Linked DNA regions of Homo sapiens: region 2 is linked to region 1. A link is a loop called in an ENCODE intact Hi-C map of the cell type or tissue named here. Cell type or tissue: heart right ventricle. All regions are shown on one strand. Each heading gives the region's core, and the rest is flanking DNA. Links, peaks and the distances in the headings are about the cores only. Region 1 overlaps LARS1 (leucyl-tRNA synthetase 1). Region 2 overlaps RBM27-POU4F3 (RBM27-POU4F3 readthrough).

Region 1 (12,342 bases), core at 1,596-9,595:
TATTCAAGTATTTCAGAGAATAATGTTAATAATGTGTTCTACAGGAATTAGAATGAACTTCTAGGCATGGCTAGAATTACTTTGGAAATAAGCAAGAAGGCACATGATCAAAGCAAATATAACTGGAATCTGTGTATATCAAATCTTGGTCACATATCTTATTACCTCTCCCCATGCTTTCTTTTTAGAGCTGTTTATTTTCCAGATGGTGCTTCACAACATTAGCATGCATATACATCACATTGAGAGCTCGTAAAAAGATATTCCTGGAGGCCGGGCACGGTGGCTCACGCCTGTAATCTCAGCACTTTGGGAGGCCAAGGCGGGCAGATCACGAGGTCAGGAGATCGAGACCATCCTGGCTAACACGGTGAAACCCCGTCTCTACTAAAAATACAAAAAATTAGCTGGGTGTGGTGGTGGGCACCTGTAGTCCCAGCTACTCGGGAGGCTGAGGCAGGAGAATGGCGTGAACCCAGGAGGCAGAGCTTGCAGTGAGCCGAGATAGCACCACTGCAGTCCGGTCTGGGCTAAAGAGCAAGACTCCGTCTGAAAAAAAAAAAAAAGATATTCCTGGGCCCCACCCCCAGAACTTTTGATTCAGCAATTTTGGGGTGAGGCTAAACAATGTGCTTTCCTGTAACAAACTGATGCAGCTGTCCTCACATGACTCTTAGGATAGCTAGGTACTACACAAGATACAGGTACCTGTATTGATATTCTATCTCCTCTTCATATCCACCAGAGTATCAGGACTACATCCCTCAGCACTACAAAGAAGTTATTTTTAGGTTTCTATTTCTTAAACTCTATAGTCTTATTAAGGATTATTATAATAGCTACTCTGTCTCACAAATAATCACCTCTCCAGTTTGTCTATCATGATCCATGCAAGGCTGTCCATCTTTCGGAGAGTAAATTGTATACCTAAAAAATAAACAAAAAGTGACAAACATTATTATAATATTCACGTTTTATCCTACCATATTTGCCTGTGTTGCACCTAATTTCTTACATGTCTTGCAACTAGAATTTCTGAGTAGATATCTGTGTCTATTATGTGTACTCTTATGGTAGTTCCACTGTCAACCTACTTATTTAATGAAAGCTTTCTATCTTCGTCAAAGGTAATACCACTGAAAAATACACACTGATCTTGGCTTTGTGGTATTGAACAAAAGATTATAAAACATAAATTGACTTAACAAATGAAACTATCAGGAAGTTGATTATGTAGATTAATCAAGGAAGATAACTTATTTTCATTTCTTAAGTTATCTTCCTTGATTAATCTACATAATCAAGGAAGAATCTTAATTTGTAGAACAAAGTATAAAATAAAACACAAATCAAATGATTACTTTTTCTGCTTGGCAGGGAATACTGAACATAATCTTTAGTAAGATAATAAAAGCCCACCCTCCCATTCTCCCTGGTTATATCTGTCATAAACACTAAGCAGCTCAGAGAAATTAAGACACTGGTAAGGAAAAAAGGAAAACAAAGGATACAAAAGAATAGAAACAACATATTTTAAAACCTGAAAGGTAATGGGAAAAGGTAGGCTACAAGGTATTTATTTATTCATGTAAGCAATCCTCCTGCCCCATCCTCTCAAGTAGCTAGGACTACAGGTGCATGCCACCATGCCTGGCTAATTTTTTTTTTTATATAAAGAGATGTGGTCTCGCTATGTTGCCCAGGCTGGTCTCAAACTCCTGGCCTCAAGCAATCCCCTCACCTCAGTTTCCCAAAGCACTGGGATTACAGGCGTGAGCCTCTGTGCCCAACTGATTTTTGCTTTATTATGCTCAAGTATAACAAACTTACCGCTTCCCAAATTTAATTTTGTTTCTTTCTCTTAATGTTAAAAATTGCCATCTGACAAATGAATCATAGTAAGGATTAACATCAGTGGTGATGAAGGAACGACGCCAGTCTACCTATAAAAGGAAAATTTTAAAAGGCAATTACTGAGAAATACACAAATTTTGTTTAAATAAGAATTCCTATGAATCAATTATTTACTCTTCTAACTTAGAATCAGATCAACTATTAAAAATAATTTTCCAAGTTCCACTATTAAAAGTATATCACAATTACTTTAATTTACTTAAAGTATATTTTTAAGCATATACATATACATATTAACAAACATATAGAAGCTATAATAAATTAAGAAGAAACATTTAATCCTACCTTTATGTATTCCTAAATATTCAAGTTAAACTTGGGCTTCTTCATATTCTTTGAATAAAGCTCCTTTCTACTAATTGTTAATATGTCAATATACATTCTAATTCAACAAATAGTGAAGTATTCATTGTTATGAGACCCATAGGCAATGTTAGGTTCTAGTCTAACAATAACAGTACTAATTCTTTAGTGGCATACAGGGGAAATATATTATTCTAAAATTAGGAATTGGTCCAAATCTCATATAATCACACAAATATACAGACATATCTGGGAGATATTGTGGGTTTGGTTCTAAACCACCACAACAAAACAAGTCACACAAATTTTTTGATTTCCCAAGGCATATATAAGTTATGTTTATACTATATTGAATTATGTTAAGTGTGCAATAAAGTTATATTTAAAAAGACAATGTATATACCTTAATTTTAAAATACATCATTGCTATAAAATGCTAATAATCATCTGAGCCTTCAGTTGAGTTGTAATCTTTGTGCTGGTGGAGAGTCTTGCCTCGATGACGGCTGCTGACTGATGAGAGAAGTGGCTACTGAAGGTTGTGATGGCTATGGCAATTTCTTAAACTAAGACAACAATGAAGTTTGCCACATCCATTGACTCTTCCTTTCACAAAGATTTCTCTGTAGCATGCGATGCTGTCTGATAGCATTTTACTCATAATAGAACTTTCAAAACTGGGAGTGGGCCGGGCATGGTGGCTCATGCCTGTAATTCCAGCACTTTGGGAGGCCAAGGCAGGCGGATCACTTGAGGTCGGGAGTTCGAGACCAGCCTAACCAACATGGAGAAACCCCGTCTCTACTAAAACAAACAAACAAACAAAAAATACAAAATACAAAATTAGCCAGGTGTAGTGGCGCATGCCTGTAATCCCAGCTACTAGGGAGGCTGAGGCAGGAGAATCACTTGAACCCGGGAGGCGGAGGTTGCAGTGAGTCGATATCATGCCATTGCACTCCAGCCTGGGCAACAAGAGCAAAACTCCATCTCAAAAAAAAAAAAAAAATTTGGAGTGAATCCTCTCAAAACCTGCTACTGCTTTATCAACTAAAGTTTATGTGATATTCAAAATCTTTGTCATTTCAACAATGTTCACTGCACCTTTACCAGAAGTAGACTCCATCTCAAGAAACTACTTTTTTTGCTCATCCGTAAGAAGCGAATCCTCATCCATTCAAGTTTTCTCATGAGATTATAGCAATTCAGGCTTATCTTCAAGCTCCACTTGTAATTCTAGTTCTCTTGCAATTTCTACCACATCTGCAGTAACCTCCTCCCCTGAAGTCTTGAACCTTTCAACGTCATCCATAAGAGTTAAAATCAGCTTCTTCCAAACTCCTGTTAATGTTGATATTTTGACCTCTTCCCATGAATCATGAATGTTCTTAATGGCATCTAGAACAATGAATCCTTTCCAGAAGGTTTTCTATTTACTTTGCCCAGATCCATCAGAGGAATTACCATCTATGACTGTTATAGCCTTATAAAATGTATCTCTTAAATAAGAAGACCTACAAGTCAAATGACTCCTTGATTCATGGACTGCAGAATGAATGTTGTGTTTGCAGGCATAAAAACATTCATCTCCTTGTATATCTCCATCAGAGCTTTTGAGTGATTGGGTGCATTGTCAATGAACAGTAATATTTTGAAAGAAATTTTTTTTTTTCCTGAGCAGTAGGTCTCAAGAGTGGGCTTAAAACATTCACCAAACCATGCTTTAAACAGATGTGCTGTCACCCAGGCTTTATTTTTCCATTTACAGAGCATAGAGTAGATTTGGCACCATTCTTAAAGGCCTTAAAATTTTCCAAATGGTAAATGAGCACTAGTTTCAACTTAAAGTCAGTAGACACATTAGCCTCTAACAAGAATCAGCCCATCGTTTAAGCCAGACACTGACTTCTCTCTAGCTATGGAAGTCTTACAGCATCTTAATCACTAGAGGAAAGCTGTTTTGTCTACATAGAAAATCTGTTGTTTAGCGTAGCCACTTTCATCAATGATCTTAGCTAGATCCCCTAAATAACTTGCTGCAGCTTCTACATCAGCATTTGCTGCTTCACCTTGCAGCAGAGTCTCGCTCTTGTTGCCCAGGCTGGGTTGCAATGGCGCAGCCTCAGCTCACTGCAACCTCCTGGGTTCAAGCAATTCTCCTCCTTCAGCTTCCCAAGTAGCTGGGATTATAGGAGCCCGCCACCATACCCAGCTAATTTTTGTATTTTTAATAGAGACAGGGTTTCCCCAGGTGGCCAGGCTGGTCTCGAACTCCTGGCCTCAGGTGATCCACCCACCTTGGCCTCCCAAAATGCTGGGATTGCAGGCATGAGCCACCACACCCAGGCTACAACTTGCACTTTTCTATTATGGAAATGGCTTCTTTCCTTAAACCTTAAGAACTAACCTCTGCTAGCCTCCAACTTCTCTTCTGCATCTTCCTCACCTCCCCCAGCCTTTACAGAATTGAAGAGTTAGGGACTTCCTCTGGATTAGGGTTTGGCTGAAGGAAATGTTGTGGCTGGTTTGATCTTCTATATGGACCAAACTTTCTCCATATCTGCAATAAGGTCACTTCATTTTCTTATCATTCATGTGTTTACTGGAGAAGCACCTTTCATCTCCTTCAAGAACTTTTCTTTGGGCCAGGTTCAGTGGCTTATGCCTATAATCCCAGCACTTTGGGAGGCTGAGATGGGCAGATCACCTGAGGTCAGGAGTTCAAGAACAGCCTGGCCAACATAGTGAAACCTCGTCTCTACTAAAAATACAAAAATTAGCCAGGCGTGTTGGCAGACGCCTGTAATCCCAGCTACTCGGGAGGCTGAGGCAGAAGAATAGCTTGAACCCGGGAGGCGGAGGTTGCCGTGAGCCGAGATCACACCACTGCACTCCAGCCTGGGTGACAGAGCGAGACTCCATCTCAAAAAAACAAACAAAAAAAAAGAACTTTTCTTTGCATTCATAACTTGGCTGACTGTTTGGCACAACAGGCCTAGCATTTAGCCTATCTTGCCTTTCAACATGCCTTCCTCACTAAGCTTAATCATTTCTAGCTTTTTACTTAAAATGATGAGAGACATGTGACTCTCCCTTTCACATGAACACTTAGAGGCCATTATAAGGTTAATAACTGGCTTCAAGATTGTTGTTTATTAGAAAACAGGGAAAACCAAGGAGAGAAAGAGGGAAACAAGCCAGTCAGTGGAGCAGTCAGAACACAAACATTTACCAATTAAGTTTGCCACCTTATATGGGTACAGTGTGTGGCAACCCAAAACAATTAGAATAATAACATCAAAGATCACTGAATATAGATCACCATAACAGATAATAATAAAGTTTGAAATATTAAAATAATTGCCAAAATGTGACATGAAGTAAGCAAATGCTGTTGGAAAAATGGTGCCACTAGACTTGCTCAACGCAGGGTTGCCACAAATCTTCAATTGTAAAAAAAATCCATGTCTGGAAAGCACAATAAAGCAAAGCACAATAAAAAAGCACATACTTGTAAATGCTTTCCTCATATTTCCTTTATAGACATACCTTCAAACCCATTCTTTTTAAATCCTGAATAGCCAGTGGCGGGAAATAATCAAGCCAATGTTCTGCTTCAGAAAATTTTACTATCTCTTCATCAGACAGGCCAAGGGATTTCATAATGCCCCACTGGTATTTAGAAGATCCAGCTTTAGCAGCAGCTTTACTCTGAAAATAATGGAGAAAAATAAACTCGATCAAAGAATAACCAACACTCCAGGAAAATGACCCAAGATATTAATGAATGTAATTTTTTTACATTCTAAAATAATGCTGATACATCAGAACACTGCAGGAATTAGTTGTACTATTAGTCTGTACTAAAAGTACTAGTCTGTACTAAATAGTACTAATTTAGTCTGTCAAACTGTATAGCCAAGATATCCGCCAAGACACTGGCACCAATAATAACTAAATGGATGGCAACATAAAGAACTACCCATTATGAAGATAAGATCTCAATACCAAACCTTCTGTTTCTTTTATCCTAATACCACATTTACCTTATTTACCTATAAAGAGGCTACTCATAAGACTTTCCTCCTTTTCCAAAAATTATGAATATCCAAGAGACAACCAAATGCCAGAAGTTGAAGGTAGGAAATTTGGTTAAACTGTAACACTATAATGAGGCAGCATAAGAAAATTTTGAGGATGACAGAATTGCTCTATATGATACTGTGCTGGTAGAAACATGACTCCAGGCATTTTCAAACTCACAGAATTATACACCACAAAGAGGAAATTTTGGGCCTGGCACAGTAGCTCACACCTGTAATATCAGCACTTTGGGAGGCCGAGGCAGGCAGATCACGAGGTCAGGACTTCGAGACCAGCCTGGCCAATGTGGTGAAACCCCATCTCTACTAAAAATACGAAAATTAGCCGGGCATGGTGGCAAGCGCCCGTAATCCCAGCTACCCTGGAGGCTGAGGCAGGAGAATCACTTGAACCGGGAGGCGGAGGTTGCAGTGAGCCGAGACTGTGCCACTGTACTTCAAAGCCCAGGTGACAGAGAGAGACTCCATCTCAAACAACAACAACAACAATAATAAAAATAATAACAATAATACAAAAATTAGCTGGGCGTGGTGGCACACACCTGTAATCCCAGCTATTTGGGAGACTAAAACATGAGAATTGCTTGAACCCAGGAGGCAGAGGTTGCAGTGAGCCAAGACTCCACCACTGTACTCCAGCCTGGGTGACAGAGCAAGACTATGTCTTGAAAAAAACAAAAAAAAAAGTAAATTTTATGGTATGTAAATTTTTAAAAAATTCAACCACGATGCTGAAGGAACCTGAGGAATGCAGACTGTGACAAATCTATCTAACTGCATTACAAATATATGATATAACCACACTCAAGGGGGAGGGAAGAAAGGAGCTGATCTAGGCAGTTTTGGAAAACAGTGTGATTAGATTCTAAAGACAAAAAGAATTACACACAAACACTGTACTTTTGTCAGTAAAATTGTTTCTCCCAGGGGTATAGGTTGGCAATTCTGAAACTACTAGTAGTCTAGGATGGAACAAATAAAGAAATATACTATAGGTAATGAGAGCCAAGTTTCTCACTGTTGTAGTAAGAAGTCACAAATAAGCCAAGGGAAAATGCTAGAATGAGACCCATGGTGCTAAAATGGAGCCAGGGGTATCAATATGAACTTACTTGTTTTTTAATAAACATTCAAATACATAAAGAAATAAAAACAGATGTGTATGCATGGCTTAGCAGACATAAATATATTTCCTTGCTCTGTCCACTGAGAGTGCCTAGAAGCAGTGATACCCCCAGGCAATGAGCACACCCAGCATTCAGGCCATAGTTTCTGAACACCATTCTTCAATAAAAGAAACCTTGGAGAAGTGGTTGATTCCTTGGTTGAATCACGGAAAATACAAGCCTGGAACAGCTTGTGACACCATAAAGAAAGCAATTGCTTTGAACAAAGGAAGATGAGGGAATGTCTAATGGACACAGGAGCCAAGCTAAAAAAACTCCCAATGGCCACAGCTAGAACAATTTATTTATTCTAGCTTTATTCTAATAAAAAAGAACAATTTGACAACAAATTACGGTGTTGTTAACAACCACACACACACACTCAAAAACAACCCAATAGCCAGGCACAGAGGTATAAGCCTATAGTTCCAGCTACTCAGGAGACTGAGGTGAGAAGACAGCTTGAGCCCCAGAGCTGAAGACCAGCAACATAGTGAGACTCCATCTCTTAAAAAACAAAAAGCTCAATGGTATTGGCTTATAACCTGAAGAATAAAGTGAATATCCATGAATCCATATGACATAGAAAGGACAGATTAAGTAAGTGGGGGAGAAAGGACAGCTCTTCTTTTCAGAGGAATTATAGATAATAAATGTAAAAAGAAAGAGGAAAATGGAAAATCATGATTAGAAGACTAGAGTAATAATTGTTGTAGGCAAGATCCACTGATGAATGCTAAAATTAATGAGCAAATATTTAAAAAGAAACACAGTATTATTTCCATGGCCTCAAAAGATCTCTCCCAAAATATATATTAATTATTTAAAAAAAAATGAAATCTTTACAGGAGAAAAACCTGGCAGACGCCATCTTAACCAAATGATCAATGTTAACATCACCAATAATAAGACATATCAGTATCATATACTCCCTAACGCTTGAGAACGACAAATTACCTAATAGTCTTCCTCCAAATCAATAACCTCAATCTAACGATGAGAAAGCATCAAACAAACTCAAACTGAGGCATTATCTATAATTATCTGACCCGTATTCGTTAAAAGTATAAAGGTCATAGAAGAAAACGAAAGACAGAAAAGATTAAGGAAACATAGTAAGGACACATGACAACTAACTGCAATGTGGGATCCTGGATTGGACATTGGAAGAGAAAAGGACATTAGTGAAAAAACTGGTAAAATCCAAAAAGTCTGTAGTTTAGTAAACACTACTGTACTAATGTTAATTCCTTAATTTGAAAAATAGTATCATAGTTATATAAGATTTAACATCTATATACTATCTTGCAGTTCTTCTGTAAATCTAAAATTACTTCAAAAAAGAGGAAAAAGGAAATAGGAAAGTCAGAAAGATAATTTTTTTTTTTTTTTGAGACAGAGTCTCGCTCTGTTGCCCAGGCTGGAGTGCAGTGGCGTGATCTGGGCTCACTGCAAGCTCCACCTCCAGGGTTCACGCCATTCTGATGCCTCAGCCTCCCGAGTAGCTGGGAATACAGGCGCCCACCACCACGCCCGGCTAATTTTTTGTAGAGATGGGGTTTCACCATGTTTGCCAGGATGGTCTCGATCTCCTGACCTCGTGATCCGCCCGCCTTGGCCTCCCCAAGTGCTGGGATTACAGGCGTGAGCCACCACGCCCGGCTAATTTTTTTGTATTTTTAGTAGAGACGGGGTTTCACCATGTTAGCCAGGATGGTCTCGATCTCCTGACCTCATGATCCGCCCGCCTCGGCCTCCCCAAGTGCTGGGATTACAGGCGTGAGCCACCGCGCCCGGCCTACGACCGGCTTACGCCCGGCTAATTTTTGTATTTTTAGTAGAGACGGGGTTTCACCATGTTAGCCAGGATGGTCTCGATCTCCTGACCTCATGATCTGCCTGCCTCGGCCTCCCAAAGTGCTGGGATTACAGGCTTGAGCCACCGCGCCTGGCCAGAAAGATAATTTTTTGCTTTGATACTTTAAAAAAATGATCTAGTACATTTTATGTGTTGGGCACTGTGCTAGTACTGGGAATGCACATATAAATCAGAAAAATATAAAACTTCAACCAACATAAATATCAACCACTATCAAACCTTTTTTCCTTTAGCTTTATCCTTAATTATTATATCTTCTGTTTTAACACTGGTTTCTTCCTCTTCCTCTTCTTCATCTGGAAAATCAGGGGGGCAACCATACAGCTCTATTTCTCTTTTCAACTTATCAGCACATGCCTACAACGAATATTAGAGATAATGAAGTTCAAAATCAAGGTAGACACAATTTCAGTTTTTTACTGTTTTTATTGCCAACTAAAATTGACTCTGAAATTTTTTGCAATATATTGATACCTATGTGGCTCCACTACAGAAAACTGAAACGGAGGCTGGGAGCAGTGGCTCACGCCTATAATCCCAGCACCTTGGGAGGCTGAGGCAGGCAGATCACTTGTCAGGAGTTCGAGACCAGCCTGGCCAACATGATGTCTCTACTAAATATAAAAATTAGCTGGGTGTGGTAGCACACGCCTGTAATCCCAGCTACTTGGGAGGTTGAGGTGACAGGATCACTTAAAACCAAGAGGCAGAGGGTGCAGTGAGCCGAGATCACATCACTGCACTCTAGCCTGGGCAACAAAGCAAGAATGAGTCCCATGTCTCAAAAAAATAAAATTAAATTAAAAAAAGGTATAAATCATGTACCTCAAAATTCACTAATTTATAAAGTAGTATTTTACCTAATTTACTCAAAAACATTTATTCAACACCCAGAATATTCAATATAGTATACTATATACCATATATATTAGATATATAAAGATGTAGGAAACATAATGTGTTATCATTTTGGATAACATTAATAACATTGTTTCTCAATTTAAAGATTACTGTCAGGAGGGGGGAGGGATAGCATTAGGAGATATACCTAATGTAAATGACGAGTTAATGGGTGCAGCACACCAATATGGCACATGTATACACATGTAACAAAGCTGCACATTGTGCACATGTACCCCAGAACTTAAAGTATAATAATAAAAAATAAATAAAAACAAAAATAAAATCCCACCAGCAAGAAAGAAAGAAAGAAAGAAAGATAGATTACTGTCACATATACTCTATTAGTTATCATCACAAGCCTACCAAGTAGATAGGATAGGCTTTAAGTCAGAAAACAAACAGAGATGAAGTGATTTACCCAAGGTCATACAGCTAGCAAAGTTACAGACTTAACCTTGGACTTTCCACTCTAGCTCTTATCAATTATACCACAATGAGTCCACTGTCAAAAACAAAGATGACACCAAGTAAACACTGTTAAAGTTATGAGAAAAATAAGAAATACAGAAGTAAAAATTTTTTAAATGGAAAAGGCTCTTCTATTCAGAAGAATTTCAACCACTAATAGAATAATAAAAACAGGCAAGGATGATTAAAGGATGATAAAACCAGGGTTATTGAGTAACAGGACATTCAGAGGCTCTCAAAGTGTTATCCTATAGATTACTTTTTAATTTCTTTCTTTTTTTTTTTTGAGATGGAATTTTACTCTTGTTGCCCAGGCTGGAGTGCAATGGCGCAGTTTCGGCTCACTGCAACCTCTACTTCCCGGGTTCAAGCGATTCTCCTGACATAGCCTCCGAAGTAGCTGGAATTACAGGCACCTGCCACCACGCCCGGCTAATTTTTGTATTTTTAGTAGAGATGGGGTTTCACCACGTTGGCCAGGCTGGTTTTGAACTCCTGACCTCATGTGATCCTCCTGCCTCGGCCTCCCAAAGTGCTGGGATTACAGGCGTGAGCCACCGTGTCTGGCCTTACTTTTTAATTTTATAGGAGGAAAAGTCACCTTTAGAATGAGGAAACCTGGCAGGATTAACTTAATTTCACTAAATGGGACAAATTACCATTTTATATGCTTTTGAGGTGATACAATGGTAAGTTAATACCTCAACAATGAAGTATTCTTGTCAAAATATTTAGCCCAACCCTAATCATGAAAAAACAATCAGAAAACTCATATCATAGGACATTCTACAAAATAACTAGCTTAGACTTCAAAAACATCAATATCACGACAAACAACTAAAAGACAGTGAAAAGAATGGATAATTACATGCAATGTGTGCTCCACAAAATAAAAAGTGAAAAACAGCAGGGCATAGTGGGTCAAGCCTGTAATCTCAGCACTGTGGGAAGCCAAGGCAGGCGGATCACCTAAGGTCAGGAGTTCGAGACCAGCCTGCCCAACATGGTGAAACCCTGTTTACACTAAAAATACAAAAAACATTAGCCAGGCATGGTAGCAGGCACCTGTAATCCCAGATATTCAGGAGGCTGAGGCAAGAGAATCACTTGAACTTGGGAGGCAGATGTTGCAGCAAGCCAAGATCTCACCACTGCACTCCAGACTGAGTGACAGAGCAAGATTCCGTCTCAAAAAAAAAAAAGGGGGGAAAAACAGATGGAAAGGACATTTTGAGTCTACAGAAATTTGACTACAGATTAGATGAAGACGATAATATAACATCAATGTTGAATTTCTTGGAGGGGATAACAGGACTCTGATAATGTAGAAGAATGCCCTTGTTCTTAGAATACATGCTGAAGTATTTAGCAATGACACGTCATGATATCTGCAACTTTCTTTCAAAAAGTTCACAGAAAAAGAGAGAGAGAAGGGCTAGGCGTGGTGGCTCATGCCTGTAATCCCAGCACTTTGGGAGGCCGAGGTGGGCAGATTACCTGAGGTCAGGAGTTTGAAACCAGCCTGGCCAACATGGTGAAACCCCATCTGTACTAAAAGTACAACACTGCACTCCAGCCTGGGTGACAGAGCAAGACTCCAACTCAG
Region 2 (12,342 bases), core at 1,714-9,713, 69 kb after region 1:
TTAACTCTTGCAAATAACTTTATTTCACCTTTCTCTGGTAAAGACTATATATTCGGTTTGAGATAAACTTGTTCAAAGACAATAATAAAAATTACTGGTTCTCCAGGAGGCAGAGGTTGCTGTGAGCTGAGATAGCGCCACTGCACTCCAACGTGGGCGACAGAGTGAGACTCGGTCTCCAAAAAACAAAAGAATAAAATAAAAAAATAAAAATTACTGTTCTCTTTGTATTTCTGGTCAATTTTGACGGTTAGGCTTTAAGAGAAAGCCTTAACATTTCCATTAGTTCCAATACCATTTTTCCATAGTTTACATGAATTACTTAGTTTTATAGCATTCATTGATTTAACCATTTTTTCCTAAAACGTTTCCTATGGAATAAATCTGAAGAGCTACTCAAATGAATTATGTATGTATATATATTTCATAATGAGGAAAACATAACCGTTTTACTCTATGGTACTTAAGAGATTTGCTGTTTTAATTTGAAGAATGAATTGTTTATACTTTTCCTACACTACCATTCCCTACTTTAACATTAAAAAATTAACAAACTGCTTGTTGAAGTAATCTGAGCATCTTTTTTATTTCTGCTGTTGCCTGACTCTTTTGGCTATGAATTGACTTTATTTTTTCAGTGTATTTACTCGTGCCCTCTCTTGCGCCAGAAATATTATCAGGTAGATGGACATGTTTCATAATTTATAGAGGGACCATTCTTTCTTTTTTTTTTTTTTTTTTTTGAGACAAAGTCTCGTGTTGCCCAGGCTGGAGCGCAGTGGCGTGATCTCGGCTCACTGCAACCTCTGCCTCCTGGGTTCAAATGATTCTCCTGCCTCAGCCTCCCGAGTAGCTGGGACTACAGGCACGTGCCACCACACGTGGCTAATTTTTGTATTTTTAGTCGAGACAGGGTTTCACCATGTTGGCCATGCTGGTCTCAAACTCCTGACCTCAAGTGATCTGCCCGCCCCGGCCACCCAAAGTGCTGGGATTATAGGTGTGAATCACTGCGCCCGGCCGAGAGGGACCATTCTTATTTTGTTTTTTGTTTGTTTTTGAGAAAGGTCTCACTCTGTCATCCAGCCTGTGGTGCAGTGGTGTGATCATGGCTTAATGCAGCCTCAAACTTCTGGGTTCAAGCAGTCCTCCCATATTGGCCTCCTGAGTAGCTGGGACTACATACAGGTGCATCCCACCATGCCCAGCTAACTTATTTTATTTATTATTTTTAGTAGAGATGGAGTCTCCCTGTGTTTCCCAGGCTGGTCTCAATATCCTGGCCTCAAGCAGTCTTCCCACCTGGACCTCGTAAAATGTTGGGATTACAGGTGTGAGCCACCGTGCCTGGCCCTGCTCTTACTTCTACTCAATATTTTCATATAGGTATTTCAGGAGCCAGCAGAGGAAGAACGAGATGGCAGAAAAAAGAAATATCCTAGTCCCCAGAAGACTCGTTCAGAATCTAGTGAACGAAGGTTTGTGTTTATCTTTAATTAGGAAGACATTGATAACTCACTTTTTAGTTGCCTTGCAAGGACATTAAAGGGATTTTTAATATATATACTTACTCCTCTCTCTGTAAACTCATTAAAGAAAGATGTTACCTTTCTTCCTTTCATTCTTTCTGTTTTTTGTCTTTTGTCTTACTTTCTGTTCCTTTTATAAACAGTCATTATTATGTGTTTTCCCCAAGAGCTCAGGGGTGGGAGCAGTCCCCTTAGAGAATATTAATGAAATGTTCCATTTGGTTAGGGGTGCTTAGTATTAAAATCATCCAAGTCATTTTTTTATGACAAGTAGTACAACTTGTATATTGAATCATCAGCCTAACATCAAAAATTGGTCTTTGTTTAGGAACACTTTTTTTTGAGCCTTTTTTCTTTTCTATTTCAAATTTTCTGTTTTCCCCTGCCCACCCCTCCCCATACTTTGGATTCACCTCTTTTTTTCATTTCTCCCCACCCAGTATAATTGCAGGAGGGATGTTTTTTCTCTGTATATATTTGATTAGAGGAATTATGTGGTAGATTTGCAACTTTCTAAAAAAGCATAGATATGCATTTGGATGACTCAAGAGTAGTATTTATACTATAGATTTGTTTGCAGACTTGGTTTCTATAGCCTGCATATGGCTTTTATATCTGTATATTATAGGACACGTGAGAAAAAAAGAGAAGACGGGAAATGGAGAGACTATGACCGGTACTATGAGCGGAATGAATTGTACCGTGAGAAGTATGACTGGAGAAGAGGCAGGAGTAAGAGTCGGAGTAAGAGTCGAGGCCTGAGTCGCAGTAGAAGCCGAAGTAGGGGGCGCAGCAAAGACCGGGATCCAAATAGGAATGTTGGTGAGTAGATGAGTGTCCCCCTAAAAACTCTGTAGTTATTTATCTGTCTCTATCACAGGGGTGCAAGAAATTCTCTTAAAGTTGTACCTTTAATATGTCTGAGCAGTGTAAAAACTGGAATTGTCTCAAGAAGCTCAATATCCATTTTGTTAGAAAACAGGGCTCTATTCTGGGGATGGAGTCAAGGGAGTTTGATTAAAAAGGAGCTATTCAAGTGTATCATTGTACATGTCTAGACTTAACTCATTTTGTATAATGGATACAAATATCCTTTAATCAATAAAGCTATCACGTGAGGAAGAGGGTTGCCTGCTTTTCTTCTTTGTTTGGTTTTCTAAAAGTAATTGATTTGCTGTAAGGGTGCTTGAAGTTTATAAAATTAAATGGATAAAATAAGTAGATTATTGGGATCCCAACCACTCATCTTCTGAGATACAAGTTTGGAAGTCAGTTCTTAGATAACCTTCTTATTAAATATCTGTGGAGAAGCTGACTCTTTTTCAGTTAAGTGTAACTGATGTTGATACTATAAAAGATGATTTTGCACAAGTTCTTGCCCAAGATATGTCACTTGTTGATGTCCCTGCTTTTAGGATATATTAATAAAGAGAGGAGTATGAAATATGGATAGCTAGATAAGTTTAATTCAACATTCTCATGTTTTCTATGTGAGAAAATAAATATAGTTTAAGAACATGAAATATCTGATCTCTTTGTTTTCTGTTTTTAATTTTGTCTCCAAGTAGAGCACAGGGAAAGATCGAAGTTTAAGAGTGAAAGGAATGACCTGGAGAGTTCCTATGTGCCTGTGTCTGCACCACCTCCAAACTCTTCTGAGCAGTATTCCTCTGGGGCACAGTCTATTCCCAGCACTGTTACTGTGATCGCACCTGCTCACCACTCTGAAAACACAACTGAGAGTTGGTCTAATTACTATAACAATCATAGCTCTTCCAATTCTTTTGGTCGAAACCTACCACCAAAGAGGCGATGCAGAGATTATGATGGTAAAAATCACCACCTTTTCTCATATTGTGCCCAAAAGTACTAGCAGAGCAAATGTTGCATATATTGCATATCTTTTAGTTATAGTCCAGTTTATTTTATTTTATCTTATTTTATTTATTTTGAGACAGAGTCTTGCTCTGTCACCCAGGATGGAGTGCAGTGGCTCGATCTTGGCTCGCTGCAACCTCCATCTCCCGGGTTCAAGCGATTCTCCTTCCTCAGCCTCCCAAGTAGCCTCCCAGGTAGGCACCAACTCATGGGGAATGTTGTTTAATCTACACTCCCACTGACTTCTATGGCCTGTATTATTTCAAGCAAGTCACACACAGGCATGTGCCACCATGCCTGGCTAACTTTTGTGTTTTTAGTAGAGACAGGGTTTCACCATTTTGGTCTGGCTGGTCTCGAACTCCTGACCTCAGGTGATCTGCCTGCCTCGGCCTCCCAGTGTGCTGGGATTATAGGTGTGAGCCACCGCACCATGCCTATAGTCCAAATTTTGTTAAAAGGGATGAATGGGGAGGAGAATCTCTGTTTGATTTAATGGTTTGGCTCTCATTAAGAGAATATTTAAATTTTACCCTTTTTTAGATTTTTTTTGTTTTTTTGTTTTCACTGTTATTTCAAACACTGTATGCCATAGTATACTGTAAAATTTCATAGACACTAGTAATTGTAATTTTTTAAAAGAATTTTATTTATTTATTTATTTATTTTTGGAGACGGACTTGCTCTGTCCCCCAGGCTAGTGTGCAGTGGCACAATCTCGGCTCACTGCAGCCTCTGACTCCCAAGTTGAAGCGATTTTCCTGCCTCAGCCTCCCAAGTAGCTGGGATTATAGGCGTGAGCCACCATGCCCGGCTAATTTTTGTATTAGTAGAGACGGGGTTTCACCATGTTGGTCAGGCTTGTCTGGAACTCCTGACCTCAGGTGATCCACCTTCCTCAGCCTCCCAAAGTGCTGGGATTACAGGTGTGAGCCACCATGCCCAGCCAGGAATTGTCATTTTTTTGAGTAGTGTTTGCTGCCGGGAATTTGTAGAAGTTACTTACAAGTTTGATTTGCTGACTTTCCATTTGAATGAATGAATCGGTATGTGTGTATTTCTTTTAAATTTTTATTATGGAAGTATTTATATATTCATAAAAGCTGACAAAATGATATGCTTAACCCCAGTGTATCCGTTACATCATTTAAATAGGCACCAACCCATGGGGAATGTTGTTTTAATGTATGCTCCCACTCACTTCTGTGGCCTGTATTATTTCAAGCAAGTCACAGACATCATAATTTTTTTCTATAAATACAGAATGCATACGTTTTTACATTTTACTTATTTTAAAGTAGGGAATAGAGTCAAATTATAATTCAAGAATTACCTCATTCTCGCCCTAATCTCTCAGCCATAGAATACTCCTTGCCAAGGCCAACGTAATGTTATCAATTTGTTGTTTATCTTTCCAAACATAATCTGTGCGTATGTACATAAGTAAATACACATATTTTCCCCACATTTTTAACATAAATACTAGTATGCTACTCATACTTCTGCATAATGTTTTTTCAGTTAGCAGTATTTCCTGGCGTTCATCCTATGTTAAAACATAGAGAGCTTTCTCAGTATTTATTTAGGCTTCTTAGTATTCTTTTTTTTCTCTTTTTTTTTTGAGATGGAGTCTCGCTCTGTCACCAGGCAGGAGTGCAGTGCCATGATCTCAGCTCACTGCAACCTCTGCCTCCTGGGTTCAAGTGATTCTCCTGCTTCAGCCTCCTGAGTAGCTGGGACTACAAGCGCGTGCCACCACGCCCAGCTAATTTTTGTATTTTTAGTAGAGACGGGGTTTCACCATGTTGGTCAGGATGGTCTCAGTTTCTTGACCTCGTGATCTGTCTGCCTTGGCCTCCCAAAGTGCTGATATTACAGGCGTGAGCGACTGCGCCCAGCCCTGCTTCTTAGTATTCTTTATGTACAAACGTGTTTAACTTATTCCTTATTGATGTATGTTTGGGATGTTTCTATTATTTTTCTACTATGTACAGTGCTACAAGTGATAACCTGGTACATAATGTTCACGTGAATATTTGAAAGTTTCAACTTCCAGATATAGCAATAATGGTTGCTTTAGAATAATGTAATGAGAATAGATTGAGAGTAAATAATCTAGGTCAATGCCCTTATTCTCCCCTACCCCACGCCTTTGCTAAATTGATATTTGTTTAAAATATCTGAGTTTTTATTATGAAAGCTTAATTGCAAATGGTTTAGTATAATGGTAGTTGGTAACCTGTTCTTGACTCTTTTATTTGCTTTCTCAACAAGTCATAGTATCATAGTGTAAAAAGTAGAGAGTACATCTGCCTCTACCTTGGGGATATGTGATGCTTAACAGAGTAACACTGAGACTTTGGATTCCTTGGAGAAAACCACTTTGTAAATGAGATTGGTGGGTTTTTCAGGGACATGTTTTGTTGTTTTCTGAACTCTAAGTAGATGATAATAAGATTCTTTTTTTATTCTTTATTCCACAGAAAGAGGATTTTGTGTACTTGGTGACCTTTGTCAGTTTGATCATGGAAATGATCCCCTAGTTGTTGATGAAGTTGCTCTGCCAAGTATGATTCCTTTCCCACCCCCTCCTCCTGGGCTTCCTCCTCCACCACCTCCTGGAATGTTAATGCCTCCAATGCCAGGTCCAGGCCCAGGCCCGGGCCCAGGTCCAGGCCCAGGCCCGGGCCCAGGTCCAGGTCCTGGCCATAGTATGAGACTTCCTGTTCCCCAAGGACATGGTCAGCCTCCACCATCCGTTGTGCTTCCCATACCAAGTAAGTATATATTTGTTGAATTTTTCTCTAGCGTTCTGTTTAGAAGAACCTCATCCCTTTTAGCTAACTTGACACTCGTTTAAAGTGTTTGAGAAATAGAGTAATAATATAATTTGGAATATATTCCCATAATTAAGATGCTATTCTTTTCTTTTTTTCATCCGTTATTGCATGATGTTATTTGTATTACCACAGTGTAAATTTTGTGTGTAGTGGCCTAACCTATATTGACCTGCAGTCAAATCTAGTTATCATCTTAAGAAAGCCAGTATTTATTTATTTATCTATTTTTATTTAGTTTTTCTTTAGAGACAGGGTCTCATTATGTTGGCCAGGTTGGTCTTGAACTCCTGGCCTCAAGCAGTCCTCTCCTGCCTTGGCCTCCCAAAGTGCTAGGATTACAGGCATAAGCCACCATGCCTGGCCAGGAAAGCCAGTTTTTAAGATGTCAGAGAAAAAACATGTTAGGAGTTTTATGAAATTTTCCAGTCTTTAAGGAAAATCTCTTCAAGAATATTGAAATAATATTAAAAAAATTTTTTTTATTACAGACATTTTTAGAAGTAGAATAGTATGTGTGTTGCAGGTACCATCATCCAGCCTCAATGACGATCAATATTCAGCTGTTTTGTCTCATATTTTCCCTTCTCTCCCATACACTTTCTTTGGGTTGGTTGGTTTTTTGCTGGAGTAAATTCTAAATGTCATGTCACTTCACCAGTATGTACTTCAGTATGGATCTCCTTTCTGATAAGGACTTTTTGTTTTTGTTATTTAAAAAAAAAAATCAATATGCCATTATCACATCCAGCAAAATTAGGAGTAAGAAATGTTTTAAAATGGTCATTTAAAAAGCATTATTAACAGTTGCCAATATAGTAGAAATAGAAGTAAGACTAAATTTTTAAAAAGTAATTGAAAAAATTATGGAATGAATTGTTTTCATGTATGCCAAAATATAAAACGTTATCTGCTTGAAGACTTTTAACATTAAAAGATGGCAAATTAGGCTGGGCATGGTGGGTCATATCTGTAATCCCAGCACTTTGGGAGGCCGAAGTGGGTGGATCACTTGAACTCTGGAGTTCGAGACCAGCCTGGGCAAGATGGCGAAACCCCATCTCTAGAAAAAATACAAAAATTAGCCAGGCATGGTGGTGTGTACCCATAGTTCCAGCTACTTGGGATGCTGAGGTGGGAGGATGGCTTGAGCCTGGGAGACAGGTTGCAGTGAGCCAAGATTGCACCACTCCATTCTAGCCTGGGTGACAGAGCCAGACCCTGTCTCAAAAATAAATAAATAAATAAATAAATAAATAAATAAATAAATAAAAGATGGCAAATTTTTATTTTTAGAAATATTGCTGTTCAGTTTAAGCAGTAGTTTTAATGAATTTCTTTTTAACATTTTATTTTGAAATAATTACAGACTCAGTTATAGAATTATAATTACGGAAATTGTGAAAATGGTTTCACATGATCCTGAGCTTCCCTGCAGTAATAAAGTATTCTGTAGAATATACATTTCATGGCCCGGCACAGTGGTGCACGCCTGTAATTCCAACACTTTGGGAGGCTGAGGCTGGCAGATCACTTGAGCTCATGAGTTTGAGACCAGCCTGGGCAACATGGCAAAACCCTGCCTTTACAAAAAATACAAAAATTAGCCAGGCATGTCGGGGGGTGCATGTAGTCCCTACTGCTTGGGAGCTTGGTGTGGGAGGATTGCTTGAACCCAGGAGGTCAAGGGTGCAGTGAGCTGTGATGGCCTCACTGCACTGCAGCCTGGGTGACAGAGCAAGACTTTGTCTCAAAAAAATTAAAGAATATGTTTTATTATTAAAGTTGGTAAATGTTTGGAGGGATTTAATGCATATGTTTGGCCTATAGAAACATGTTGTTGTTTTTTTTTAACTTAGCATTTGTGATTTTTTTTTTCTTTTATTTTCTTTTTGAGACAAGATCTCACTCTGTGCCCTAGGCTGGAGTGCAGTGGGGAGATCTTGGCTCACGACTCACTGCAACCTCCGCCTCCCAGGCTTGAAGGGATCCTCCCACCTCAGTCTCCTGAGTAGCTGGGACTACAGGCGTGTGCCACCATGCCTGGCTAAATTTTTTTGGACTTTTTTGTAGAGACAGGGTTCGCCATGTTGCCCAGGCTGGTCTTGAACTCCTGGGCTCAAGCAGTTTGCTTGCCTCAGTTCCCAAAGTTCAGGGATTACAGGCGTGAGCCACCGTGCCCAGCCCATATGTGAATATTTAATATAATCACATAAACAGTATAATTGTGAAGCTCAAGCTGAGATTTCATTTCCCAGATAAAGCAACATCGTTTTATATATGGAAATTCTAAAATAAAGAACGTTATCTCAGCGTGGGAACATATCTATTTAAAAGTTAAATTCAAGAATACCATTTCTCCCGACATTTTGCTATGAAAAGTTTGTAACAAATAGGAAAGTTGAAGGACTTGTACTTGTATACTTACCATCTAGGTTCTACAATTAGCATTTTACTGTATTTATGTTAGCACATATCTTTCCGTTTCTCCATTTTTACTTTTGATGCTTTTCACAGTATGTTGCAGACATCGTACACTTAAGCATGCTTATCATTAACTTGAATTCTGTAGAACTTTACCATCACCCTAGAAAGTTTCCTGAAGCCTCTTCTCAGCCGTTCTCCACCTTCACCCATAGAGGCAACCAGTCCTGCCTTTTTTCACCTTAGATTAGTTTTGCCTCTTCTAGAACAAGTAATGTTCTTTTAATTGATTATACAACTCCCAGTGCTTAAGCTTGCATATATTAAATTCTTTAATTCTATTCAGAACCAAATTAGGTATTTTAAATGTGAGTATCCAAGTTAGTACTAGTATGGTATTTTTTTCTTTTTTTTAAGATGAAGTCTTTCTCTGTTGCCCAGGTTGGAGTGCAGTGGCGTGATTTCGGCTCACTGCAGCCTCCACCTCCCATGTTCAAGTGATTCTTCTGCCTCAGCTTCCCAAATAGCTGGGATTACAGGAGTGTGCCACCACACCCAGCTTATTTTTGTACTTTTAGTAGAGATGGGGTTTCACCACGTTGGCCAAGCTGATCTCGAACTTTTGACCTCAGGTGATCTGCCTCGGCCTCCCAAAGTGCTGAGATTACAGGCATGAGCCACCGTGCCCGGCCTATGATGGTCCTTTTTTTTTTTTTTTTTTTTTTTTCGAGACAGAGTTTTGCTTTTGTTGCCCAGGCTGGAGTGCAATGGTGCGATCTCGGCTCACCGCAACCTCCGCGTCCCAGGTTCAAGCGATTCTCCTGCCTCAGCCTCCTGAGTAGCTGGGATTACAGGCATGTGCCACCACGCCCTGCTCATTTTTGTATTGTTAGTAGAGACGAGGTTTCTCCATGTTGGTCAGGCTGGTCTCGAACTCCTGACCTCAGGTGATCCGCCTGTCTTGGCCTCCCACAGTTCTGGATTACAGGTGTGAGCCACTGCTCCTGGCCTGATACTTTTATTAGGAAATATTAATGCTGTACTTTTCACTTTTTGTTGTCTGTATGTAGGACCACCTATAACACAATCAAGCTTGATAAACAGCCGTGACCAGCCTGGGACAAGTGCAGTGCCCAATCTTGCATCAGTGGGAACAAGACTACCTCCTCCTTTACCCCAGAACCTCCTTTACACAGTATCAGAACGTAAGTACATGTTGTTTGACTTAAAATTGACAGGGTATAGAAAAGCCAAGTTGTCTCATATCAGTATAACCCTTTAAAAAATGGTAAATAGTTTCTGTTCTTATGGATTCTAAAAATTGTATTTGTGTTTACAATACAGTTTATCGTGTGTTTCTGCTATATAGCCACATTTTAATTTTGTGTGATATGGGAGAGAAAGGCAAGGCTTTCTGTTTTGGAGAATTTTACTCTGCCATGGAGTAGCAACATTTAGTCTCTCCTTTTTATTTTTTTGAGACAGAGTCTCGCTCTGTCACCCAGGCTGGAGTGCAGTGGCACAATCTCAGCTCACTGCAACCTCTGCTTTCCAGGTTCAAGTGATTCTCTTGCCTCAGCCTCCCAAGTAGCTGGGACAGCAGGCGTGTGCCACCATGCCCAGCTAATTTTTGTATTTTTAGTAGAGACGGGGTTTCACCATGTTGGCCAGGCTGGTCTCGAACTCCTGACCTCAGGTGATCTACCTGCCTCGGCCTCCCAAAATGCTGGGATTATAGGTGTGAACCACTGTGCCCAGCCTAACGTCAAGTCTCTTCTAAAGGAAATTTATTTTGAAGCTTTTTAAAAAAATTGTTTATCTGATTGATTTTCTAAAGCATAAGATGTATCTCCTAAGAAGTATACAAAAGAGCGGGTTAATTATGCCTAATAATTAACTTGCATACTGAAATAAAGGTAGAGCATCATTTAAATTGTAATTTTCTGTATTTAGGCTGTTTGTGACATTCACATTTGATTGTAATAATACATTTTTCTTGGGCCAGGCGCGGTGGCTCATGCCTGTAATCCTAGCACTTTGGGAGGCCTGGGTGGGCAGATCATCTGAGGTCGGGAGTTCGAGACCATCCTGACCAACATGGAGAAAACCCGTCTCTACTAAAAATGCAAAATTAGCTGGGCGTTGTGGAGCATGCCTGTAGTCCCAGCAACTCGGGAGGCTGAGGCAGGAGAATCACTTGAACCTGGGAGGCGGAGGTTGCAGTGAGCCGAGATCGTGCCACTGCACTCCCGCCTGGGTGACAGAGCAAAACTCCGTCTCAGAAAACAAAAAACAAAATGATTTTTCTGGAATCCTAATTCTCTTTTGTTTCTTAGGTGTTTTATTGTTTACTAAAGCTTTAAAAAATTACTTCCTTCAAAAACATTTTTTAAAAAGGTAGTTGGTTGTTAAAAATGTCAAATTAGAAGATTTTTTTTTTTTTTTTTACAAGGCCTGGTAACTTTATGGATATGTTCCTCTTTTATGTAACTATGTATATCATAAAGTTTATTTTGCATCCTAAACATTTCTGTATCTCTTTGATGTCTTGGAGAGGCAATTCAGCAAACTCGTTAAGCCCAGTTTCAAATCCTGGTTTTATCATTTACTATCTTTGTGACCTTGAGTAAGTTGCTTAGTCTCTCTGTAGCTCAATTTCCTCTTCTTTAAAATGAGAATAATATTACCTCATTAAGGTTGTTTTGAGTAATAAATTAATACATCTAAAGCATCTAAAAAAGTGCCTAGCCACTAGTAAGCTATAAGGATTCATTATTATATTATTGTAGTTATTATTGTCTCCTGAAATTTCAAACTCTGAAATTGAACCTATTAACTTCTTAAATCTGTACCTTCTACCATCCCTGTTTTTGTCAATGGAGTAACACCCACCTAATACCTAGAATTGAAACCTTCACAGGACTGACTCATTGCTTTGCTTTTTTACATCTGGTTAATCAAAAATTCTTTTTCTTTGAAGTAGCCCTTTCTATTTCTTCTGTGGCCTCTGCCCTCATCCACGCTAGATCACTTCACATTTGGATTATTACTGCAGCCTACTTGACACCATTATGTTTTATGTTTAACTTCCCTAAGTCATACCACATAATGCTGCTAAGCTAATTTTCCTGAGAAATCCAACCATGAAAGTTCCTTATGAGAACTTTTCGGTGGCTACCATTTCTTTCTGAGCCATCAGTAAACCCCTCTCTAGGACTTCTAACTCCTTTTTTTTTTTCCTTTTCTTTTTTTTTTTTTTTTTTTTTTTGAGACAAAGTCTTGCTCTGTCACCCAGGCTGGAGTACAGTGGTGCAATCTCAACTCCCTGCAACCTTTGCCTCCCGGGTTCAAGCAATTCTTGTGCCTCAGCCTCCCAAGTAGCTGGGATTACAGGCATGTATCACTATACCCAGCTAATCTTTTTGTATTTTGGGTAGAGATGGGGTTTTGTTATGTTGGCTAGCTGTCAAACTCCTGGCCTTAAGTGATCTGGCTGCTTTGGCCTTGCAAAGCGCTGGGATTACAGGTGTGAGCCACCACGCCTGGACTTTTTTTTTTTTTTTTTTTGAGACAGAGTCTCAACTCTGTTCCCCAGGCTGAAGTGTGGTGGTGCCATCTTGGCTCACTGCAGCCTTGATCTTCCAGGCTAAGTGATCCTCCCACCTCAGCCTCCC

Evidence for each region. Hi-C counts contacts between places; a loop is a spot of excess contacts. Peaks named below come from ENCODE experiments on the same cell type or tissue, not always from the same donor. Only the 100,000 strongest peaks of a DNase experiment are listed, where the experiment ranks them.
Region 2: it touches region 1 in a loop (1.9-fold over the local background); 5 of 110 quality-filtered maps call a loop at or near these places.

Annotation. Positions count from the first base shown.
Region 1 is chr5:146,158,544-146,170,885 of GRCh38, forward strand. It overlaps LARS1 (leucyl-tRNA synthetase 1), which reads right to left. Exons shown (of 32, transcript NM_020117.11): 5 at 9,585-9,722; 6 at 5,767-5,928; 7 at 1,831-1,943; 8 at 864-927. Among named protein-coding and RNA genes, the nearest start is that of LARS1, 18 kb to the right of the region's middle. RefSeq lists an enhancer at 11,077-11,246. In heart right ventricle, for the core only: no CTCF peak of the experiment used is centred there; no DNase peak of the experiment used is centred there.
Region 2 is chr5:146,227,560-146,239,901 of GRCh38, forward strand. It overlaps RBM27-POU4F3 (RBM27-POU4F3 readthrough), which reads left to right. Exons shown (of 20, transcript NM_001414499.1): 4 at 1,387-1,478; 5 at 2,158-2,351; 6 at 3,098-3,358; 7 at 5,891-6,184; 8 at 9,739-9,873. RBM27 (RNA binding motif protein 27) reads left to right here. Exons shown (of 21, transcript NM_018989.2): 4 at 1,387-1,478; 5 at 2,158-2,351; 6 at 3,098-3,358; 7 at 5,891-6,184; 8 at 9,739-9,873. Among named protein-coding and RNA genes, the nearest start is that of RBM27-POU4F3, 30 kb to the left of the region's middle. RefSeq lists an enhancer at 1,088-1,257. In heart right ventricle, for the core only: no CTCF peak of the experiment used is centred there; a DNase peak (open chromatin) is centred at 6,078; H3K27ac peaks cover 594 bases.